3 separate regions of the Homo sapiens genome follow, and all the other regions are linked to region 1. Evidence: read pairs that join two places in POLR2A ChIA-PET (ENCODE). Cell type or tissue: CD4-positive, alpha-beta T cell. All regions are shown on one strand. Links, peaks and the distances in the headings refer to the core of each region. The heading gives the core; the rest is flanking DNA.

The links. ChIA-PET counts read pairs that join two places held together with the same protein. Peaks named below come from ENCODE experiments on the same cell type or tissue, not always from the same donor. Only the 100,000 strongest peaks of a DNase experiment are listed, where the experiment ranks them.
Region 2: POLR2A ChIA-PET joins it to region 1 with 11 read pairs; 6 of 35 experiments call an interaction of 5 or more read pairs at or near these places.
Region 3: POLR2A ChIA-PET joins it to region 1 with 10 read pairs; 12 of 35 experiments call an interaction of 5 or more read pairs at or near these places.

Annotation. Positions count from the first base shown.
Region 1 is chr1:169,692,188-169,696,649 of GRCh38, forward strand. SELL (selectin L) reads right to left here. Exons shown (of 9, transcript NM_000655.5): 8 at 4,348-4,366. Among named protein-coding and RNA genes, the nearest start is that of SELL, 17 kb to the right of the region's middle. In CD4-positive, alpha-beta T cell, for the core only: CTCF peaks have their summits at 2,257 (motif pointing left) and 2,460; DNase peaks (open chromatin) are centred at 1,084 and 2,314; H3K4me3 peaks cover 741 bases; H3K27ac peaks cover 2,500 bases.
Region 2 is chr1:169,583,667-169,588,128 of GRCh38, forward strand. It overlaps F5 (coagulation factor V), which reads right to left and starts at 2,815. Exons shown (of 25, transcript NM_000130.5): 1 at 2,563-2,815. The coding sequence starts at 2,720. RefSeq lists enhancers at 2,289-2,790, 2,791-3,290. In CD4-positive, alpha-beta T cell, for the core only: a CTCF peak has its summit at 2,834; a DNase peak (open chromatin) is centred at 2,835; H3K4me3 peaks cover 2,010 bases.
Region 3 is chr1:169,593,064-169,597,525 of GRCh38, forward strand. It overlaps SELP (selectin P), which reads right to left. Exons shown (of 17, transcript NM_003005.4): 11 at 3,928-4,113; 12 at 2,862-3,071; 13 at 1,629-1,814; 14 at 542-661. Among named protein-coding and RNA genes, the nearest start is that of F5, 8.8 kb to the left of the region's middle. In CD4-positive, alpha-beta T cell, for the core only: no CTCF peak of the experiment used is centred there; a DNase peak (open chromatin) is centred at 2,888.

The sequences.
Region 1 (4,462 bases), core at 904-3,403:
AAGGACAGTGTAGATTGATTTTTTAAATTTATGTTTATTTTAATTTAATTTAATTTAATTTATTTATTTATTTATTTTTGAGATGGAGTCTCACTCTGTTGCCCAGTCCGGAGTGCAGTGGCACGGAGGCAGCTCATGCAACCACGGCCTCCTGGGTTCAAGCGATTCTTCCGCCTCAACTTCCTGAGTAGCTGGGAATACAGGCACGTGCCAGCACACCCAGCTAATTTTTGTATTTTTAGTAGAGATGGGGTTTCACCACATTGGCCAAGCTAATCTCAAACTCCTGACCTCATGATCCACCTGCCACGGCCTCCGAAAGTGCTGGGATTACAGGCGTGAGCCACCGAGCCCAGCTGTAGATTGATTTTGAGCAGTGGAAAGTCAAGGAATTAGAAGGCATGCTTAAATGGAAAGTGAAATTGGAGAAAATTTAAACTCATGAAATAGTGGTGGTTATAAACTCGTGATAAATTATATCCTGGGATATAATTTAATGAGATGGTAACACATTTAGTTTAAAGAAATAAGTGACACTTTTTTTGTGTGACACAACTGTCTTATTCTTGGAAAGGACAAGGAGAGAATGAAATATGGTATGTCTTCACAGCACCTTTCAAAGGGAGAACCAGATTCTGAGGAGCTGGTCTCATGATGAACTGTCAGGGTAAACCACAGTTCAGCAGCTGCAAATGTGCTTGCCAAAATAGAGACAAAAAAATGTTTCTGAAAACAAAATTTCACATATGCCCTCCTCTGAGGTTGGCATCATATCTTCCTGTGTATCTTGGGTGTAGCTTCTATCCTGCCAGAATTTAGACAGTAGAAACCAAATGAGGTGATAAACAGAGTCATTTTGCAGAAGAGTCAAAATAACCCAGCAAGAAATGAAACCACAAATGCCCAAGGAGTCATTCATTCACCATTCAAAAGCTAATAGAAATGAACACAAACTACTATGAAAATTCACCCAAGAACTTAAAAAAAAAAAAAAAGGCTCATGGTGTTTAGTGTGATAGTATTCATTTTACCTTTGACTTGTTCTAAAAACACACCATACTTCTACCCCACCCTTCCTCAGTGCCGTCACACAATGGTTTCAGTGTGAAAAAAAAAACCACGTTACTGGAAAAGGAGGGTGCCTGGGACTTGCCACTCTAAGCTGGTAGTCAAGGGTCTTGAGTTCTAAAAGCATACGCGTTAAGAGCATGATTCCTGGATCCAAATGAGTATGGATCTCAGCATTGCCATTTATTGTGACCTCAGGCTATTTTATTTCTCTGTGCCTGTTTCTTTATCAGTAATGAAGATGTTCATAGACCCTTCTCCCACAGACTTAAAGGCATATTTCATGATTTAAGACATGTAAACCATTCATAACAGTATACAACATGGAATTAATATTTGATAAAGGTTTATGATTATTGTAACTAACTCTGTCACTTGCTCAAGGCCTATAGAAAACTTACTTAATTAGTTCAACTACAAAAAGAGTTTGAATGTGATATCCACCAAGATCATATTCAGACCTAGAATTCTGTGATTCTTATGAATTAATACAGCCTTGGTCAATAAATGAGAGCTGGGCAAATAATTCTTCTTTGCTAGGCCTTTCTAGACCATCTGGTGAAGCATTCAAGACTTATGTTATTGGGGCCAGCCTTCCTTTCCAACTTCAACTCCACAACTCCTCAATAAGCCATGGGCTCAAGAAAGTTCTGCTCAGTGGCCCCTGAAAAATGCTTTCATAGTCTCACTACCATACCACTGCTTACACAATTTCCTTCCTACAGACTGCCTTCCTTTCCTGCTTTTCTCCATATACCTAAATCCTATCTATTCTTCATAAGCAACCTTCTTTATAACATTTTCTATAACCACCAAGCCAAATGACCTTTTCCTTCTTAAATATAGCACCCATTGGCCATTACCATGCTCTGCCTTGTATTTTTCTGATTTTTTTCTTTCTATATTCCTGTCTTAACTCCCCAGCTAGGTAATAATTTTCCTGAAATCAGGGACCAGGCTGACTCCTCTTGCTGTCTCAAGAAAGCTTAGCAGTTTCCAACACAAAAATGTTCAATAAACAACTATTAATTGACTGATTATAAAAAATCAGTGAACCATTAAACTTAATATAGCAATTTGCTTAGCATGGTAATTAGCTTTTTGCTAATATTCTTCCAGCCAGTCTCTCCTCCTGTGCCTCAAGGACATCTTAAAAAAAAAAAATCTAGTTGATCTGCTTCCATCTAGTGGCAATTAAAACAGGTGGTTCCGGTAGCCAGAAAACAGCTCTGGGTAGATTGTGCCAGAAAATACTTTCACTCAGTAGGTGCGAGTTTGAAAGAAATCTTCACATCTGTGGGTTTCCTGCCACAGACATAGGGAGACCAGCCCAGAGAAAGAAGCCTTTCCTCACTAGACTCCATTTGCACTAGTAAAGAGAAGACAGAGTAATTAAAAAGAATAAAAAGAACCTCCACTGATCGTACATCCTCATCCAGTTACCCCTGCCCCACTTCTCCTTCACAGCCAAACATTTTAAAAGAGATGACTGCTTGTTCTGTCTCTACTTTCTCATCCTCAGTAATGCTCAATGCTTGGCCGTCTGACCTCTGTCTTGATGTCTGCACTGCAAATAGTCTCCCCACTGACACCCTTGTTGCATCCAGGGGATACTTACTGGTTCTCTTGGCAATGTTTGAAACCGTTCCCCTTTCTTTGTTTCCTTGGCATTCATTACCCCACACTCTTTCTCCTCTTCCTTCTCCCTGCCTGGCAACATCTTTTCATTTCTCTTTCCCTTAGGTGACTTATTAGATAATGATGTTCCTCTGGCTCCCATACTCTCTCCCAGGTCCTCTTCCATTCTTAAAGCACTCACACCCTCCCTGGATGATAGTACCCACTCCTGAGATGGCAGTTACCTCCTGAAATGTGAGGGACCCAAATCCACTTCTCCTGCCATAGCCTCTGTGCTTTGGATAGGTCCAATGAGCCACAGTGAATGATGTGCATACACCCAAAGCTCAGTACAAAACTGAACCCATGATCTTTACCTCCAAAACCTCTCATTCTTTTATGTTCCCTTCTCAGAAGTAAACAGGACTACCATCCGCCAGTTTCCAGGTGAGAAAGATGATAATTTGATTCTTCTCTCTCACTTTTAGCCAATTAACAGACACATTCAGTTAATATCACCTCCTCTTATTTCATGAACCCATTCTTACTACTAGTTCCCTAGACAGGCGCCATCGGTTTTAATCTAATAACTGCAAATGCCTCCAAAACAAGTCTCTTTGAATCCAGGCTCACCTGTCTCCCACACTTGCCATACTGCTCTGCAGGGTGACCTTATAAGATGCCAGAGGTAAGGCTACTCACTGTTTAAACCCCTTTAGTGATATCCCAAAAGACCTCAAGATAAAGCCCATATCACATGGCTTATACATTAGTTTATGATCTGGCTTCTGGTGCCTCATTTTTCCCCACTTTTTCCTTTGCATTCTAAGCAATGGCCCATACTAAGTTTGTGATTGGTAGGATGGTTGCCCAAACCAGCATCCAATCCCTTCAGAAATCATCTCACTTCATTTCTAGCATTTTAAAGGAAGCTCAGTTGTCCAGCTGGGTACTGAATATGTCACCAAAGTCCTCCTTTCATAGTTTATTTTACTTAAACTCTCCTTCCTAAAATTCCAGAGCAAGTCACTAAACCCTAGATACTGAGAAATATTTTTCCATCTTCATTTCTGCCAGGTGGGCCATCAACTTTCACATGTCTGCATCTCCTCCCACTGTGCTATTTCTCCAGTAGAAGAAATTTGAGCTTCAAGACCAAACTGAAAAATACTTGCCTCCTTGGGGAAGCTGTAGGTAGAATTCATGCTCCCTATCTTTCCCACATTTCTGAAGGACAATGCCTGTTAGAGCAATTGAATGCAAATAGTCAATTGAATAAGCATTTATTCATTTCTCAATAAGTGCTTGTTCAATTGAATATTTCTTAAATAATATATTTAAGAACAAGAAGAACACACCACAATGTTTTTAACCCTCAGAAAAAATTCTGAGGTAATCAGAAAAATCTCCCTTTACATAAACTGCCCTTTTCTAATAGGGATTACTTGTTCGTTCATTCATTCATTCAGCTCCACTAGCACCAAAAAGCACAGCTCTGAAAGGAAGCTAGTAGATTTATCACCTTATCTGGTCATTTGGATGAGGACCCCAGGTAAATAAACTACTATGGGGTTAATGTGTCTAGCTAGAGCAGGAAGTAACTTAAGGAAGTAGAGAATGAATCAGCAGATGTGGAAACTCCTCGCCACTAATAAAACTTACCTTCTCTTGGATTTCTTGCCTGAAAATAGAAAATAGAGAAAAGGCATTAGCAAAAATTAGACAATTTAAAGTTTTTCAAGTAAGGGAGAAGGAAGACTCCCACTCTCAAAACTGT
Region 2 (4,462 bases), core at 1,329-3,828, 110 kb before region 1:
TTATTTTGTAAATGTAATAAGAGTTAGTCTTTACCCTTCAGGTTTTCTCAGAAAGCAAAAACAAATCTGTAGTTACAGTAATGCTCACAAATTGTAATATGTGGAATACAGAAACTGTGTTAATATGTGGGGGCAGAATTAAAGGAGGCACGTAAGTACTTTTAGAATAGCTAGATAGAGAAGGTAGTGGATTCTCCATCACTGGAAGCATTCAAGTAGAAATTAGACAACTACTTGGTAAGGTCATTGGTGCTGAGGGAAAGGGGAAAAGTAGAAGGTTAAAGCGTGGAAGTTGAATATGAATTAAATGAACTCTTAGCATTCTTCTAACTTAAGAATTCCAGGATTCTATATACTAATGTCCCTAATGTGGAAGTCCATTTTTATTTATTTATTTTTAGTACAATTGAAAAGTTATTGTCCTCCCCTGCCCCAGATCTTTAATACAGAAATGTAGATGATGGTGTAAAATCTTTACTAAAAAATATCAGTCTCTTACGTGGAGTAATTTCAACAGAGAGATGTTTCCTAACATGTTTTTACTATGTATGCTGTGTATTCATACTGAGGTATGTCTATTTTGATCTGAACAATTTCTATTGGAAAATAATCTATCTGATTAAAAAGTTACAGATCATATGAATTCAAACAATGTGTACGACGAGTTTTTCATTTATAAGGATTGTTTAAAGATGATTTGTTCATAATCACAAAATCATATAAAGCTAGAACCCTAGAAGGAAAATGTATGTATATCTTTTCTTCAATATCTCTTTGTATACATGTGAGTGACTAAACAAGTTTTCTAAGGAAATTTTTGAAAGTGTTCACCTTAGACTTGGAGCAAGAATAATAGATACATTTTACCTTTAAAAGGCATTGTCCTGCTAATATTATATGAAATAAGTAGATAGATGTCTGCTTTGTGCTAAAATACACTTTGCCAAAAGATGGAGTTGGCTATGTTGATATTCACCTAGTGAGTATCATAGCTCTAGGGGCAGGACAAGTTAGAACAAGTTCTTAGTTTAAGCAGCCAGATATATGGATTAGATTTTTCATAAGAAAATGCTAGAGAGAAATGATATGATTTAGGGTTAAACAATATGACAGTTTGTCTGGGTTGTGTTTCTATGGTTTTGACTCAACAATTCCTACCAGAGGAACGAATCTCCAGAACTTTGGAAACTTACCCACAGGATGAGGGGACAGAATGACCAGTCATGGTTCCCTGTGTACTCACCATGTGAATCAGACCTTTGCCCTATCTGGTTCTGCCTCCGGTATTTTGCTTGTTATTTTCAACGCTAACTACAGACAAGAGAAAAAACTCCCAAGCATGAACCCAGCATGCTACAAGAAAGCCAACAACCAAGTCTGCATTCTACTCATGAGCAGGCAAGATTAGTGTTAGAAGGACTGTTATTTTCCTTGGGGTTTTAGCTTACGGCAGTTCCCAAAGGGTGTGGGTGTGACCTAGATTATCACTTTGAAGTACGATATTTAAAATGATTATTTTTGAGAAGGAGGGATCTCTTCTTATTATAAGACCAAGATGGTATGTAATACCCTCCAAAATAACCCAGTTACAATGAGAGTTTTAAAAAGGTTAATATTATACACTAAAAGATCTCAAAATATTACATTATTTTTTGGCAGATTACTTTGGTTTTGTAATTGTAAAAGAGGAACACATCTTTCATAATGAAGTGTGATGTAAGGAAAAAAAGTGAGTCACACTAGCAGGTTTACCATTTAAAAAATAACTAACTGGAAATATTGAATAGACTGTATGATTTAGTTAATTTCTGAGAAGTCTTATTTTTAACATTTCAATTAGAAAAAATAGTTTGCAACTCAAGGATAGTATTTTATCTGAATTAAACCTCCTCTCAGTTACATATGCCTTTAAGTAGCCAAGGTAAACCATATCCCAGGACATGATGAACAGAGAGAAAAAAAAATGAAGAGTCACATTCAATAGGATAAATAAGTCAAATATGAAGCAGAAAAAAGGTGAAAGTACAAAAACATACAAGAACTGATGATATTTTGAAAGTCATTTATAAGGCAGCAATAAAATTATATGACAAAAAGCACAAGGTGTTCATTTTTAGTTTTAGAAGATGAAGCTATGTAGACAATGGAATAAATAATATGTAACTAGGAGTCTCATAAAAATACTATACAACTAAAAATCTGGAACAGGAGTTTGCAGGAAGGGCTAATGAGGGAGCAAGTGCCTGGTGCCTTTGAATTAACCAATATATAAGCCAACACAAACATACTAACAAAACTGTATTGAAAATAAACTTGAAAAGAAGGTAGCATCTAACCAATCAAATAGGGTGCTTTCTAAACCCTCAGAATGATAAACTACATTGTTGGATGCAAAATTAGCATTTGCCCAGTTTATTTAATTCAGTATACTCTCCTATTAGTTATATTTACTTACCTGAAGTTAAAAAAAAAAAAAGCCATGACATTGCAAAGGGAATGTTCTCTAAAAGAAATAGATTTTCCTCTCTAGAGAAGCCCACCCGGACTCCACACCTGAGTTACCTTGAGTTTGTGGGCTCAGGTCGGTAGCTCCAACTGATGCCCTGAGCAGCCACGTAGAACTGCCTTAGCTGTGCCGCTTCTGTCCCTTGGCTCCCCCAGCCTACCCAGCTGGTGCCCAAGACCACCAGGACCCAGAGGCGTGGGCAGCCTGGGAACATGCTTCCTTTCCTGCTCCCGCTGGCTGCCACCACCCCAGGACCTGGGCAGCGCTTGCCGAGCTGCTAACCACACTCCGGGCTGTCCCAGCTGCAATGAGCTCTAGAGGCTGTGGGTGGCAGCGTCCTCCTCCCCTGCAGTTCTTGCAAACGGCAGCAGCAGCCTCTGGCTCTCACTCCCTCCGCTTTTTCTGGGGCTTTTCCTGGCAGGGGTTTGGTGAGATCACAGCTCCCAGTGACCAGAGGTATTAGGGAGAGCAACCAAACTAGTGACTGTTTTACTGCAGGTGAAGAAGGGGCAGAGATCAGAGGCTCTAGCAGGCGGGACAATGCCCAGGGATTCATGAGCCGGACAAAGCTGTATCCCTCCATTTCCACCTGCCAACACCACGGAAGCAGTCGTCCGTTACCACTGACCTGAGGCCTGCCTGGGTCCAAGCTCACACTTGGAGAACCTTCTGTGCAGTGCAGTGGCACCCAACCACCTTAAGCAGATGGCTCCCCTTTTAATCTGAGGAAAAGAGTATTGTGCCCTGTTACTGGGCACTGAAACACTATTTTCAAGTGGTGAAGAAGCAGGGAACAAACACATGGACAAGGCCTACTGCTCTGAATCGCCTTCCTGGCCTCTATCAAGGCACAGTTCTGCCTTGATAAGGGCCTGTCGCCAGCTAAGCTGCAGCATAGCAGCGGGCTTGAAGAGCTTGGCTGAAAAAAATCAGTTGTCCAGATTTCAGTTTCACTTACTAGCTGTGTTGTCTTGGGCAAGTTACTGTACCTCTCTGTTCAGTTTTGACATCTGTGAAATAAGGATGACAATAATAATTTTTCCTGATAGGGTATGTTGGGAGGATAAAATGCTACTGTAAACTATAGTTCCAGCACTTAACACACAGAGGCTAGGCGCAGTGGCTCACGCCTGTAATCCCAGTACTTTGGGAGGCCAAGGCGGGTGAATCACCTGAGGTCAGGAGTTCAAGACCAGCCTGGCCAACATGGTGAAACCCTTCTCTACTAAAAATATAAAAAATTAGCCGGGCGTTGTGGTGGACACCTGTAATCCCACCTACTCGAGAGATTGAGGCAAGAGAATTGCTTGAACCTGGAAGGTGGAGTTTGCAGTGAGCTGATATCATGCCATTTTACTCCAGCCTGGGCAACGAGAGCAAAACTCCATCAAAAAAAAAAAAGAAAGAAAGAAAAAGAAAGAAAGAGAAAAAGAGAGAAAGAAGGAATCACAAATTTATTATTATGATCATATTTTCCTGTCTCCAGGACCCCTTGTATTCTTGTTTTTCTTGAAGGATCTGACTGTTTCACAGCACCTTAAATCTTACTTTGCTATTGATAGAGAATCTGCGAATTATATTGTCTGAGGCATCATAATGACTTGTCCTGGGTTCCCTGTATCTGCATGGCTCCAGGTTTCTGTCTTATGCTTTATGCATTCAGTACATTCAATAAATTGTAATCTGGCACCTCACATGAGGTCTCTGTTAATGATATCAGGCTCATCAACAGCCTCTTCCTCCCTCCCCACTCCCCCCAATATTCTGTCTTTTCTCCTGTGCTGATATTATTGCACCAACTTAGAATGCCCATTTTCTTCCTCTTTGCTGGGCCATTCTTTACAGTCCAGAGTTCTGCCTATCTCCCAGATTCTGGGCTCAAATTGGCTTTTCCATTTTATGAACTATTACAACACTATTCAAATTATATAATCATGTTAATTACCTTTTGTTATT
Region 3 (4,462 bases), core at 1,329-3,828, 99 kb before region 1:
AGGTTGTATTTGTGTCCTAACACACTTACTACACTTCACTACCGGCACTGATTTCACCTGTCTCCCCTACTGGATTTTTCCTTCCTTAATATCAGAAACCATCATTATGAGTCTCACACTCTAACAGAGTTGATGAATAAATGACTGCTACATGAAGAAATGAGTGAAGTCAGGAAGCATAACACCTTTCTAATTAGCTTTAGTGATAGCCTAGGGTACTTAGACCAGAGGCCCCAAATGCAAAACTGCAAAGTAGCCTCATTTGAATTTTGGGAGAGAGCTTTTGAAAAATTCAGATTTCCACACCCACTACCAAGTCTCCCCATAGAAGGATCTATATTTTTAGGAAGTTCCCTAGGTGATTCTAATGGACAATCAGTTCTCAAGATCACTTATCTTGGCTTTATTTTCTTTTAATGCAAATGTTTTCCAACATGAACTACTGAAGTTGTGGTTTTTGCCTCCCCACCCTAAATTACATAAATCAATTTCTTTTGATTTATGTAACCAAGATGCAAAGAGAAGACTCTTTCCTATTTACCTTTTTGTCTGAAACGCTTTCTTAGCAAAGCCAGGAGCGTCCCACCCATTATCAGACCTATCGTAGAAGCCACCGCTCCACCAAAGTAAGTCAGGGCTTCCTGGATAGTCAATGGTCCTGCTACAAAACAAACACACACACATGCAAGACATAAGAAGTGTATTATGCAAAAGACTAGTCTTTCTCTCCCAGAAAGTTTTCAAGAACTCTAAGATGTGCGATCAAGTAGGATCACCAAAGGTCCTGGGAATGCTGACAAGCTAACATGAAAGAAGATCTGGAATTCATAAATCCACTGCAACAGAATGGGAAGTGGGGCCTTATTTTATTCCTAAGGCTTAAATATAGACTGTAATTTCCAAAGGAATCAGGGTGAGGACCCAATAAAAGAAATTAAATTGTAGACACAAGAAGCCTATACATGTAAGTATGGGCAAATAAAATAAAAGTGGGGCCTTAATTTATTCCTAAGACTTAAATATAAACTGTAATTTCCAAAAGAATTAGGGTAAGGTCCCAATAAAAGAAATTAAATTGTAGACATAAGAAGCCTATACATGTAAGTTTAGGCAAATAAAATAAACTGTGCATAATTTTTTGGCAAAGATTCAGTTATGTAACAAAAGGCAGTCAGGACAAGCTATGAGGGGAAAAAATAGGGGGCTGAAATATACCTTGCAAACAGATGGAATTTAATTAAGGAAGATCTGCTAGGAGGTTTTTAGAGTTAGGTGGTAAGCAAAGGTCTTCTGAGATAATAAATTAGAAATCTGCATGAAATAACTCCCAGTTTAAAACATTTTGAAACTTCAAGGTCTGTTAAACAGAGATTATAACGAAGCAAAAGGTTTCATTTCACAAACTGAACACTGAAGAGGAGGGGTGATTACCTACACAGTCACTGGGTTTAATTTCCACTACTTTATAAGGCAAGGAGATTCTGCCTGATTCATTGTGAAACACTTATTAAGCAGGGGGAAACCCGGGGATGGAAAGCAAGACCACTATGAGAAAGACACAGGGAAGAAACACTGATTTTGTTATTTTCCACATCAAAGTGACTTCTTAACCCACATGAAAATTGTACCTTGGCAGGTTGGCACGGTAGTTGACCAGTGGCCATTCTCTTGGCATGCTGTTTGTGCAGAGCCATTAAGTAACTGGCCCTCTAGACAATGGAAAGAGCAGATTGATCCATAACTGAAGTTTCCCCAGAGGTTGGAGCAGTTCATCGCTATTGGCTTATTAACATGTAGTTCTGAGCATTTCACAGCTGCAGAAAAGAAATAATGCAAGAGAAACAACATGTGGATTGGAGGTGAAAGAGATTATAGTTTCTTTTGTAACCTAACATTGCCAATAAATGAGGCAGAATGTAAAAGGTCAGAAAGGATATGAGCCACTTCCAATATTCACAGTAGCTCTTCTAACAGCACATATATGAAAATATTCTCTCGAAGGGTGATATCCAAAGAACCAAGATGCAAAGATGGACACATAGTAGCATCCGACAAATACCTGCTAATGCATTGATAAATCTTGCCTCCAAATATACTATTTACAAAATTTTGGTTCTTAAAATACTGTTAGTCTAAATGTTATTACTACATTTGTGATCAACTGGCATGTCAGTATGTGTTTATTGAAATACTTAATAAGTGTTCAGCATATCTGGACACTGGAAGTTTGAAAGAAGTAGACTGTCATCCTCCTTAAACTACATTTTCAGGGAACTTCAGGGTTATTCTTTCTAATTTATGGATAGGAAATTAAAGGTCAAGAAATTAGATTTAATTCAAATAAATGTTATTTATCAGTAGTGACATTTGCAAAGCACTGTGCTATGTTTTGTGGGGGATACAAAAATGAAAGAAACATAGGTCTCAATGCTTTATGTGTAGGGCGATAGCTCTTCAGGAAATATCATGTATGGCTTAACTTTTTATTTAGGTTCAAATTATTATGAAAATATGGAATGTTTATACTGTCACATAATATGCAACTTCTAGTTTACCAATTTCTATAGCAGGTTTTACATTTAATATGTCTATTTTTCTAACACATCTTGGACATCTGCAAATGTTTCTTCCTTTAAGTCTCTGAGTACTTGTGTATTAGCTTTAGCTTGTGACATGAGGAAGGACAGAAGTGAAATGCCTGTGACACATTACTTCTAATGGGATTGGTGTGGATTTCATAAGGGAGATGACACTTGGAGTAGTGGTTGTGGTTGGGTGAGACTTCAACATACAGGCACAATGGCTAGCTTGAGTACTTGCAGGAAGGCAGGTTCAGAACTGCCTGCTCCTTTTCACCTTACCTCTGCATGCTGGAGTTACTGCTGTCCATTGTCCTGAAGGTCTGCAGCTGAGAGTGCTGTCTCCTATGAGTGTGAATCCAGCGTTGCAGCCAAAGTAACAAGTGGTATTAAAACCAAAGGTTCCCGGATGATGCCTACAGTACATGGTTCCCTGCCCAGGAGTGGTGAGGGCTGGACATTGCACCCCTGGAGTAGGAAGTGATGCTATGCCTGTTGTGAGAAAATGTTTCCATTCAGAGACCTCCCAATTAAAAGAAGCGTTAACAGAGTTAAGGCTAATCTGGAATAACTGCTTTTCACTCCCTTCATAACAAGGGAGGCTCCTGCAAGAGCTATTTAAGGAAGTTAAGAAAAACTATCAGTGTCAGAGATAGAAAACCAGATGAGGAAAATTATTAAAAATCATCCTTGAGGAGATGATTCTCCTGGCCAAGAGAAGAAATCAGAGGAGTCATTGTTGTTGCTATTTTAAAAAGAAGCAAGAAATGGTACAGAAATATAAGAAATTCAGCAGAAAGCCAAATATACATGGGCCAACTGCCTGCCCAACCCTGCCTTATTGGGAAATGGTACTGTTCTCTGACTAAAGGTCAATGTGAAAGTTGAAATTTACTGCAATGATTGCTTTCTGTCTCAAACTATTTCTTCCATTTGAATGATCCCACCAGCTTTGTCATTAACTTGCCATGTGGCAGGAAGATGATGATTGACCTCTCTGCACCTCAATTCCTAGATTTGAAAAACTGGACCAGTGACTCTACCCCAGTATTGTCTGTTTCTCTCAGCAATAAATTAATGGAGACCATTCCGTTCACTCAACAAAGCTCTTTCAAAAAAAGAAGCCATGAAACAAAATTCCTGCTTAAGAATCAATATACCTTTTATTCACAAACATAAAAATATCCTGTCACTCCTTAGACATTTTAAAATCCTTCAGCTGTTTGCTAAACCCAAATAATGGTAATATATACAATTATCTAGTTCACATATAAGAACTAGATAATTGTTTGTTGTTGTAGAATAAATTTCCAAAAGTAGAACTGTCTTAGCAAGTACATATTATTACCTTTGCAGGTTGGTGGAGTAGCTGACCATCTTCCAGAAGTTGTGCATTCCACATTATTGGGCCCCTCCAGCTTAAAGCCGTTGTCACAAGAGAAATGGCAGGTGGAGCCAACATTGAATTCTCCACGAGTGTCAGAACAATCCAGGCTGCCCTGCTCTGGGGCAAAGAGTTCTGGGCACTTGATGGCTAGAGTATCAAATTAAGAGTGTCACAATCTCCAAGTTTATTCAGAAGTTCTGTGTTACACAAAGTTCATTCACTTATATATTCAAAAAATATTTATTAAGCACCTATATTCCAGGTATTTTGCTAGGCAGCAGCATTCCACAACATATCATGTAGGTCATTTGCTGCAAAGGGCAGTGGGAGGATGGTAAGCTTACAGAGAAGAGTATAGGTACAAGTCACGAAGACAAAGAAGTCAAAGATTTAGGCAGCCATACTCAAGAACTTACAATGTCACCCTATTTTCTCTACACCCTCTGCTTCAGAGACCTCGTAGCCTGCCGCAGCTCCCTCTATCTTACTTGAATGG